Linked DNA regions of Mus musculus: region 2 is linked to region 1. The links are chromatin loops, found by intact Hi-C in ENCODE. Cell type or tissue: heart. All regions are shown on one strand. Links, peaks and the distances in the headings refer to the core of each region. The heading gives the core; the rest is flanking DNA.

Region 1 (5,374 bases), core at 309-5,308:
CTAGGGGTAGCACCGCCCACAGTGGACTGGGCCCTCCTATATTAATCATTAATAAGTAAAGGCCCCACAAGCCAATCTGATGGGGAAACCTGAGCTCCCCTCTTCACGCGTGATTGTAGTTTGTGTCAAGTTGACCAGACATAAACTAACCAGTGTATCACTCATGGCCATCCAGGACTCGGCCACTCCATTGTGGCCACAATGTGTGCACTCCTTACCTGCATTTCTACCTGATACCCGAGTTCAGAATTTTTACTTTCCTTTAAGCAGCTTGTCCTGCCCCTGTGGTTTATCACTCCCTGTAAGCTTTTTCAAGATGGGGTCTTGCTCTGTCCTAAGCACGGGATCTGGAGCCGGGCAGGTATGAATTATAGTCTGTGCTGCAGCAGAGCACCGGGTCAGAAGTTGGTTGTCTTAGAACTTCCAACCCAGGCGTGAGGATAAAAGGGAGCCCCTCACCCTGAGGACAGCTGGGTCCCCAGAAGGAGGAAGCCGGAAGCCTGATGCAGCCGAGTTTTGTGCTGACGGTTAAGTGTCTCTGACTGAGGCAAGCACACACTCTTAGCTGCAAGGCAGAAAGCAAACACCCGCAACTGGAAGCACTAACTAGAAGAGATTCATTTCAGAGTGTAACAAATGTGGTACCTGAATGCAGCAGACAAAACTCACTACATACACTCAGGAATCACATTCTCTCCTTACCACCTGCAAGAGCTTATCCAGGAGCAAAGAAAATGGAGTCCTGTCTCTGCCTTCCACTGAAGCCTTAAACACCTATGCCAACCTTGATCAGCCTTGAGAGGTAGGAGGTCCTAGAGGTCACACCGCCAGCAAATGACATTCAGTATTCAGTCCCGCCCGTACAAAAGAAAGATTCCAAACTTGAGTTAAGATGCAGACATTTTACCCATGCTGGCAGGGCCCACCACAGGTGGATTCCTATAGCTGGAGGTTTGATTGCAGTGGCTGTTTTTGCTCTCAAGACCTCCCTCCTCTGTTTTCTAGCTATGGCGTCTCTGCTGACAATTGTGGTGATAAATCTTAAATGTGTGGTGTGCTATTTACTATCCCAGTGTCTTCTGACTGAGCTCCAGTGGCACTGAGTGTATTCACATCTTCCGCTGCCCTGCCTGGGCAGAGATGGGTAGGGAGGAGACATGGAGGCAAGCGACAGAAGAACTCTCACCTGATCAGAGCTTTGTAAGATGGCTCCCAAGGGCTTTGGCTCTGTGTGCACTTGTGGGTGGGGCTCCAGACATCTCCTTAGAGCAGTCTCTACAACTCCTTGTCCTTGTTTGATGCTGCCCTATAGCAGCAGCACATTGCTAACTTCTGCAGCTGTCTGAATCCAGCAGGACCCGCTGCTCTCTGATCCCTCCCCATTCTGTGACTTGTCCCCTCCACCGCATGTGAGATAGGCCTAGAAGGACTTCACATCTCCTTTGTGTACGGCCGTCATCTTGTACACAAGAACAGGAGGAGCTCAGGCTGATGAGAGCAGAGCCATTTTCCCTCTGCCTTGCTTGTCTAAGTGGTTGCCCACCTCCAGGCTTTCCATTCTATGAGACAGTGTTTGTGCGGTCTCTGCTCCTCAAACCACCATGCCATGGACTAACTCTGAATCAACTCCAGAAAGCTTCCCTTTCTTGACTTGAGAAGTGGAAAAGCTCATTTATCTCTTGCTTTCTTTAGCAAACTCCCATTCAACCCCAGTCTTTAACAGTTCTTACTGGGACAGTATACAAAAGCCATATAAAGTGTACACATCACATGCACACTGTGATGCCTGTATGGGGGAGATCAAAGTTGAACCTGCTAGTTTCCCAGGATGTTCCACCCACAACAGGGCCTGTGAGAGAAGAGCGAGGCAGAGTAGACTTGCTGGACTCTGGAGAGAAGGCTCCACAGAGGTGACCTCTGAGAAGGGTTTTAAAGAGTGACCAGGATTGGGCTGAGAAGGCTCTGTTAGTAAAATGCTTGCCGTGTCAGCATGAAGAACTGAGTCCAATCTCCAGAACTGGCTGTGGTGATGTGTGTGTGTGTGATCCCAGCTCTAGAAAGGAAGAGGTAAGAGACCTGATCCCTGGAGCTAGCTGGCCAGCTAGCCTTGTCTCAAAACACAAGGTACACGGCTGCTGAGAAGCAACACCCAAAGTTGACCTCTGACCTGACATGCTTAAAGAAAAACAATTAATGATTCAGTCGATTAAAAATAATGGCCAGGATTTGGATTTCAGACAGGAGTCATAAAAGGAGATGAGGACAGGCAGTCCTTTGTGTAAATGAGGCCGAGTGGGAAGGGAAGCCAGGTGGGACCAAAAGCCAGGGGAAGAGTCTCGTGATGCTGAAATACGTTCTGCATTTCTTTGCACCATTAACCAGAACCCTTTAAAATGAAACGCAAACCCATCGCCTTCCAGGACCTGCTCTCTTTTCAGGACAGCTGCAAAGCAGAACCGAGTATCTAGAGAGGCACCTGGTCCTGAACTCACTGCTCTGGCTCTGGGTCCCTACTCCCCACTGAAGCCCAGGGCTCCAAGAGCCCCATCAGGGCTGGGAACAGCACCCTAGGAAGAGTCACAAGCAAGGACTTTCATCCCAGAGCTGGAGCACTGTGCTGTGTCTTGTCTCAGCCTCTGCTCTGGGCCAAATGGGGAAATCCAAGAGTCTCTGAAGACGAGAGGACAGCGGGTTGGATTCAAAACCCAAGACAATTCTCCCTTCTCTTCCTTACGTGAGACTTCTGTGTCTTAATATTTAAATAGAGAACAAAACTAGGCACCTCAAGAGGCGTAGGTAAATGGCAGAGATTTCGCAGGTTTAACTATCTGTGGACAGGTGCTCAAAAACAACCCTCCCACCCCTCTCTCAACACCTCTCTGTGTCTTAGCTTCCCACCTGTTAAATGTGATGGGCACTGAAGAGTAAGGCTGAGTTAGGTGATGTCCCTACTCCTGTCACTGGTCCCACTCAAGGGCCCTAAGTAGAGTCCAGTACCTTTAGTTGGAACTCAGAATTACTTTTCTCTTTTATTTTCAATAATGAAAACACACACAAGTCCACCCACTGGTAGCACACACATTAGCACATACTTAGGATGAGCACACACATCCCAGCATCACCCTCCCCCTCCCATCCCCTTAGCCACCCTTGGTTTCCCTGTTTGATGACATATGAGAGAGACCACATCCCCTCTGCAAGTGCCCACTAGGTTGGGGGAACGGTGCCCAGCAGAGGGCGCTCCAAGTGTGACCTCCTGGCCGAAGTCCTGGAAAAAGGCAATAGGCCAAGGAAATTTCTAGTGGAAAAATTAAGGAAGGATTCCAGGTTTACGAAACCCAGACTTTGAAAAAACAAAAGTGCCGATTTGTCTCCTGGGTTAGGGAAAAAAGACCACAGCCGCAGTCAGATTTCCAGGAAACTCTCGGTGAAGACTAGATGAGGCTGGCACAGGGCAGGCAGAGAGACTGTGGGGTGGCCCAATCTAGACTCAGATGCCCTAGGAAGTGAGAGATGAGGGCAATGGCATGCATGATGGAGCGTGGGTATGCACATGCATCCATAACTGGTTATGTATGTTTATGTGTACCACGTCTGGATGCATATTTGTGTGCAGCTGTAAGTACAATCCCTCAAGTTGCATGTTGCATGATTTCTATGTTCTTTTTGCAGACATGATTTAAAAAGATACCATCGCTAACCTCATGGGGCTTAGCAAACTAACATGCAGTTTCATTTTGGGTGTCAGAGAGGCAGCTTGAGTGGTACTGACAGACACTGGATTTGTAGCCAGACAACCTGGCGTTCCAATCCAGCCGCCCACTCACTGGGTGACACCTGGCAGCTTCCTCAACATTTGCTCTTCTTGGAGGAGAAATCTAAGTATTAAGACCATGTCCTAAGAGAGAACATGCATGTGCCAATTTTCAGTGATGACCCTGGTCGTAAATCCACATCTGGATAAACACTAGAATGTGTCCAGCCTGCATGAGTGGCATCTCGTCAAATCCACACCTTTACTGACGATGTTTATGGGATGCCAGGTTCCACCAGAGGTCTCACCCAGTGGCCCACAGACAGGAAATGTGGACAATCTCATGTGGTTTGAGGGGCTTTTTGTTGCTGTTGGTTGGTTGGTTTTGACTTTTGTTCGTGGTGTGTTCTTAAAAATGATGGTATCACAGGAAAAAAAAAATCTAGATTTCCACTTTCCTTTGGAGGGTTCTGCAGCCATGAGCATGTGTGTGCCTGCATGCCACAGCTACTGCTCCTCAATAGACGTGTCCTTCCCAGGGGCACCCTAGCCTCTCTTGCCTGGTTGGTTTCCAGGGCAGTGCTTGGAGGGGATCCAAGGCAGCTCGGGGGTGCTTTGTGTAGACGTGTTCTCTGGGAAGGAGAAGGACAGGGCCAGGAGCTGATGCTAGAGAGCTGGCCTCCCCCATCCTCTCTGGTCCCAACGGAGGACAGAGAGTGCCTGACTGTCTTCTGTGGAAATCTGTGGCTACGAGCCAGACACTAGTTACAGAAAAGAGCTGGCAAAATGCTTGCCGTGGTCGCCTGAGGACCTGGGTTTGGCTCCCCAGGACCTACATAAGGAGCTGGGCACAGCAGCATGCACCTGTATTGCTGGCACCAAGGAGATCCCTGGGGCATGCTGGCCATGAAGCCAAATCACTGAGCTCCGGGTTCAGTGAGAGACCTTGTCTCAAAATAAATGAGGCAGAGGGTGATGATGGCCTCGCCCTAAAAACAGCCTCTGGCCTGCACAGGCTTGCACGCCCACACACATATGCACATGTATCCATACACACGTATGTATTCGTGTATTGCAAGAATAGGTCTGGAATATGGTAGACAATGACCTCCCCAGAAAGTATTTAGACATCTTTTTAAAAATGAGATCCTTAAATACATTTTGGAAGCCCACAGATGTGAAGCCCAGGAATGATGGTTTCCTGGTGTCACTGGGTCCTCTTAGGATGACAAATCTATTCTAACAAATATTAATTGGGCTCCCACTGCACTCAAGAGGTAGGGTAGGGCTTACAGGGGCCTTCAGAGTCATGTCTATTCTGCCCCTTGGCCCTTGGGGTCCTGTCTTGAAGAGAGATCGTCATCTGAGCAGAAAAATAAACAAAGCACCAAAAGTAGAAGGTATTACTGAGTAGTTCTAGAACAAAAGGCAGGGAGACAGAAGATGTATGTGGCCCTTGAACAGACGGTGCAAGCTGGGTTCTCTCTCTGGGCTCCCCATTCCCCTGTGTAAGGAAAGGAGGTCAAAAATGATGAGCAAGCAACAGCCCCCTTTCATAGCCCTCCTGGCCCCCCAGTATGGGATTCTTTGAGGAACAAAGGCTACTGCCCTGATTCTCAG
Region 2 (5,374 bases), core at 103-5,102, 140 kb after region 1:
AAAGCTACCTGTCTAATATTCACTTCATATGAATAAGAAGCTGGGGGAATGTGACAATTTTGACTCCCTAATTAACAACTGTTGGGTTCTGCCTTGCACCCTCAATGCCTTAAGCAAAGAAACTATTAGTCAAATAGCTAGTCGATACTACCCTTACGCCAGCGCCTTGAACACTCCGAGGATGCCTTGAAAAGAATGCACAATTGCAGATGATTGCCCCAGATCCAGAAGGTACAACCCATCAGGGTTCTAAGACACAGCTTGTACCAGATTCCTGGCTATCCCAAGCATTAGTGAAATTAGATGACCTTGAAATTAGATGACCTTGAAACTATTAGTGAAATTAGATGACAGGTGGGGCACTTCTTGAGCCTCAAAGCTTCTCTGACTGCTATGACTGGTTCAAAGGAGAAAGGCTGAGATTGGCCCAAACATAAACTTTCATAATTGTGACTGATTCAGTCCCTTCTCTGGCTGTGTAATCAAGAGTGTTGCAATCAAGTCACTCAGATGACTGGGATTGGCTGGGAGACAGTGTCCTACACCTCTCCCCCTCCTGTTGCAACATTAAGCCTAGTAAAAAGCCTGTCTCACCAGTGATCCCACCAACTCTCAGTACCGTGAACTGGTTACACAGACAGCAGAGAAAGGCTTACTGATGGCAGATGGGAAACTCATGGTGGCAGCAAGAGAATCAGTCAGCATGGAAAACTTAGAAAGTGACAGCTGGAGCAGCAGCAGAGAGGCTTCAGAGTGGTCAGGAATGGAGGAAGGACAGAAGAAATAGAAAGCAAGAGAGGGCTGAAGAAGAAAAGTTTGTAACAACTGAGAAGGGAGACTGTGGGTCCTGCTCACCTCCCCAACCCGGAAAGGAGACCTTGAGCTCTTGATTATGCTACCTCTGCCTCTAAAGTGCTGGGAGTATGCACCCGGGCCACTATCTCTAGCTTGGTTGTCAAGTCTTTAAAGCCAAGATTCTCAGGGATTGTGGGCCAAGAGTTGCAACACTAGCAGGCGTTAAGGGCTAAGGAATTAGATCTACAGATCTAAGAGATCTAATTAGATCTAAGAGACCAGACACCCAAGGCTTGTATAAGAACTGTTAACTCCTTCTCCCTTTCCTCCTAGCATTTGCCCTTCTCGCCTTGTTGCTCTGGCGGCTGCTGTAAAACAAGGGAAAACAGGGCAGGTGAGATGGCTCAGTGGGTGAGAGCACTGACTGCTCTTCTGAAGGTCTTGAGTTCAAATCCCAGCAACCACACGGTAGCTCACAACCGCCTGTAATGAGACCTGACGCCCTCTTCTGGTGCGTCTGAAGACAGCTACAGTGTACTTATTTATAATAACAAATCTTTGGGACTGAGCGAGCGCCGGTCTCACATAGGGAGCGGGGTTGACCGGAGTGAGCAGAGGTCCTAAATTCAATTCCCATCATCCACATGAAGGCTCACAACTACAGCGTACTCATACGCATAAAATAAATAACTCTTAAAAAAAACCCTAGCCGGGCGTGGTGGCGCACGCCTTTAATCCCAGCACTCGGGAGGCAGAGGCAGGGGGATTTCTGAGTTCGAGGCCAACCTGGTCTACAAAGTGAGCTCCAGGACAGCCAGGGCTACACAGAGAAACCCTGTCTCGAAAACCCAAAAAAAAAAAAAAAAAAAAAAAAAAAACCCAAGGGAAACAAAAGCTTTAAATAGGAAAAACAAAAACAAACAAACCAAAAACTGGGCAATGATGGCGCACACCATTCATTAGTCCCAAGCTATTGGGAGAGGCAGGCAGATCTTTGAGTTCAAGACCAGCTTGGTCTACAGAGCGAGGTCCCGGTCAGCCAGAGTTACAGAAAAACCTTGTCCCATCAAACAGACAGGCAAAGCTTTCACACAGCAGCATTTATAGAGCTTCTTGCTTACCACTTCTATCTGGGGGGACTAAAGGCTTCACGCTAGTTAGCTGATATGTAACAAGCGCTTCGGAGAACAGCTGTCTCCGTGGCTAAGTGGCCACGTTTGGACAGCGTGCATGTATGTCCTGGGATTCGAGCTTAACCCAGCCCCTACCCAACTCCCTTACCATGTTTTGTCCTTGCTTCCTGCAGTATACTTTGTTATTTGTCCTGTCTTCCTCCTACGACTAGACATAGACCTCGCGCAGTTAGGGATTTGTTCAGCTGTGTCAGAATCGTGTTTGGGAGGTGCCAGGTGTCAATGGGCTGTTTGAATATCGTCACATGTGGATTTGGAGCCTTAGCCCTTTCTCTCCTGTGAAATATTACCCTAACTTGGTTAAAAAAAAAAAGTAGATGAGGAAAATAAACATTGTGCAAATCTAGAGGTCCACCTTGCTCAGGATCATAAGGTGTAAGCGCAGACGGTGGTACAGCACATGTTCGGCCCTTTTCCACAGTCGGGGCCATTCTTTCCCAGGTACTTGGAGGGCAGAGACGGAAGTAGAGCCGCTTCCGCCCGACGCTGGGCGCCGGAATGGCGCGCGGAGATGACGCAGCAGCACCGGAAGCCGCTCCCCTGTGAGGCTGCGGACCCAGAGCAGCGGCCGTAGGTCCAGGTCTGTATTTGCGATTGGCCGGGCCGGGCTGGACAGGAATCCCCAGCGCCCGCGGCGTTACTGACCCGCCGCCCCGGCCTGTTTTCTCCCTTTCCCCGCAGGCGCCATGGCTGTGGAGCGGACCCGGCCGCTGCGACGCTCTGGCGGCCCGAGCGCGCCTAGTCGGTGTGAGCCCGGCGCGAGGTCCCGGGCCCCGGGGCGCTCGCTCAGGTCAGTGCCGCGCGGAACACGGCTCCAGGAGCAGGGGACCAAGGGAGTCACGAACGGGCTGAGAGACTCGGAGTTAATTTTAGACAGGAAAATTAGAGCTAAGAGTTCCTGCCTTCTGGTGCTTCGGTTTTTCCTAGCCGCGAAACGAGTTAACATTGATGCCCCAAGGCTAGCACTTTAATTAATTAAAGATGATGAAATGTGGACAGGTGGTTTATAAAATGCAGAACGTAGTAGTATGTGTAGGAAGGCACCATGCTTGTGTGTATGCCTTGAAAACAGGTGTGTATTTGAGATGATGCTTCTTTTTAAAAGGGGAGAAATGACAGTATTAGTACTACATTATAACAGTAACTGGCATTTATTGTAGGCTTATAGTGTGCCAGATACTGTACAGAACGCTGTTTAACCCTAACAATCTTGTAGGTAAAACAGTACCAGGCGACAGTTTACAAGTGAGGAAATTTGGCTTGAAACACAAGAAATGATTTGCCCATGGTTACCCAACAAGTGAAATTTCAGAGCCCGTGTTTTATAAACATTATTTGTATTCTTTCAAAGGTTTAAAAGATTAGTCTCTAAATTAATGGCTTTTAGGCCAAGGGTGGTTGTGGACTCCAGCAGTCCCAGCACTCCAGTCTTGTGAATTGTGAGACCAGTCTGGGCTTCACTGCAAAAGCCTGTCTCAAAAAACAAAATAAAACAAAAAGCAAAACAAAAAGGAACAGTAAAAACAATTTTCTAAATATCACAAGCAAAAGGAGGAAAAGATCTTTACAATAGTGTAGTCACATGGTTTTAAATACAAAAAGATGTTTTGTTAAAAGGGACTTCATCCCTTTTCTTTCCAGTTCTCTCTTGAAGCAATATTTAATCAGCTTCCTCAATATTCACAGAATACTTTTCTGTACACATAATCCTCTGTGTAGACCAGACTGGCCTCAAACTCACAGAGCCTGCTTCTGCCTCCGAGGGCTGGGATTAAAGGCATGTATCACCACGCCTGGCCTACCTTTTAACTGGTTGTGAAAGGGGAGGCAAGGAGACAACCTTCCCAACAACAATGAGTATTTATTTTTTGTTCTTTAAAAAAATGATTTTTAGTGTGTCTATATGTCTGTGTCTATGTAGGATGTTGGAGGGAGCATGTATATGCCAGTGTGTGCGTGCGTGGTTTTGCATACAGCTTTATGGAGTCAGTTTTCTCCCCCCAAATTTACGTGGGTTTTGGGTATCCAACCCAGGTCATCAGGCTTTTCAGTAAGCACTTCATCTCACAGGCCTGAAGCCTTGATTCCTTACCTGCATAGGTTATGCAGACTAGAAGGAGGGAAAACATTGAGTTTACACCCATAATGCCTTGCCTGTAGAAGATGCAGGTGGAGATTGGGTACTACTGAGCTGCTGCTCCTGTGTAACTCTGGTTGAGCCACCCTGCCTCTTGGGCCCTAGCCTCTTTGTTGGTAAGGGCAGTAGTATTGACTTCTTCTATGAACCATGTTAGAATCAAGCGTGATATTTTTAGGCGCTGCTTCAGTTATTAGGACCAACATAAATATAATTGCTTAGAAGCAGAAACCAAATTCATGCTCTCATCTCCCAATTTAGGAATGTTTATCATACTACACATTTCCTCAGAGCTTTGTGATTGTTTCTGTTGAGGACTGCAGAACAAGTTAAGTGTTTACATTGAGAAGGGTGAGAGGCACAAGATAGCAAGGGGGGTGTGCAGAAAGAAAAGAGCTAAGGAAGCAGTTAGCGGCTTAGATGTGCCGTATCACTGCAGCTTTTCTGATTCGCACACTGCTAAGTTAGAATAGCTTCTGTTTTACAAATGGAAGCTTAGACTTTAGTTGAGCATTCCATGATCACATATTTCCCAGGTTGATCTCTAACTTAGTTATCTTGTAAGGGCAGCCTCTAAGAAGCTAAGATTGTATGTTTCACTGTGCCAGCATCATGGAGATTGTTAATTTGCTTTATCTTACAGGCTACAAGGACCCTCATGGCTCTGTAGGGAACACAGTTAAGAGCTGTCACTAGCTTATGTGAGGCTTATAAAAGCAAACTGTAGCCTTTAGCAATCCATGTTCTAACAGACAGTACTGTAAAGGAATGGAATACCAGAATACCCAAGGCACACAGCTTAGCACACATTTGTTTTTTCTTTCCTCACATCTTTTTGCTTCAACATTTATTGTAGAACCAAATTTTGTGATCTGGGTGGCAGGTCAGGTTGCACCTAGTAGCATAACTGATACAGAGGTCACAGCTCCAGAGATTTGTATATGTTATATGTTGGTGCCATTCTTGTAACTTCCCAAATAGAGTGCATTTAGGAAGTAAATTACTAAGGAGGTAGTTTTGTAATGGTTTGAGTGGAAGGTTGTATGTAGACTAGAATACTCTTTATGAATGAATGTTCTATAAATCTTTTTGGTGACAGTGCATGTGGCATGTGTTAGACTTAAAAAGGAGCAAGTCACACACTAACATGTTCCTCTGACTTGTTTACTATATCATGATTTTTAAAAATATGTTTTCTGCTGGGGAGTGGTGGTTCACACCTTTAATCCCAGCACTTGGGAGGCAGAGG

What was found. Hi-C counts contacts between places; a loop is a spot of excess contacts. Peaks named below come from ENCODE experiments on the same cell type or tissue, not always from the same donor. Only the 100,000 strongest peaks of a DNase experiment are listed, where the experiment ranks them.
Region 2: a loop joins it to region 1, with 2.8 times the contacts of the local background. A loop is called at or near these places in 1 of 42 quality-filtered maps.

Annotation. Positions count from the first base shown.
Region 1 is chr2:34,968,405-34,973,778 of GRCm38, reverse strand. All of the region lies in intron 2 of Gm52552 (a long non-coding RNA gene), which reads right to left. Among named protein-coding and RNA genes, the nearest start is that of Gm46733, 8.4 kb to the right of the region's middle. In heart, for the core only: CTCF peaks have their summits at 3,037 and 3,241 (motif pointing right); a DNase peak (open chromatin) is centred at 3,238.
Region 2 is chr2:34,823,366-34,828,739 of GRCm38, reverse strand. It overlaps Fbxw2 (F-box and WD-40 domain protein 2), which reads left to right and starts at 2,505. Exons shown (of 8, transcript NM_013890.4): 1 at 2,505-2,568; 2 at 2,670-2,778. It also overlaps a transcript of Gm34653 not described here. In heart, for the core only: no CTCF peak of the experiment used is centred there; a DNase peak (open chromatin) is centred at 2,499; H3K4me3 peaks cover 1,883 bases; H3K27ac peaks cover 1,343 bases; H3K27me3 peaks cover 702 bases.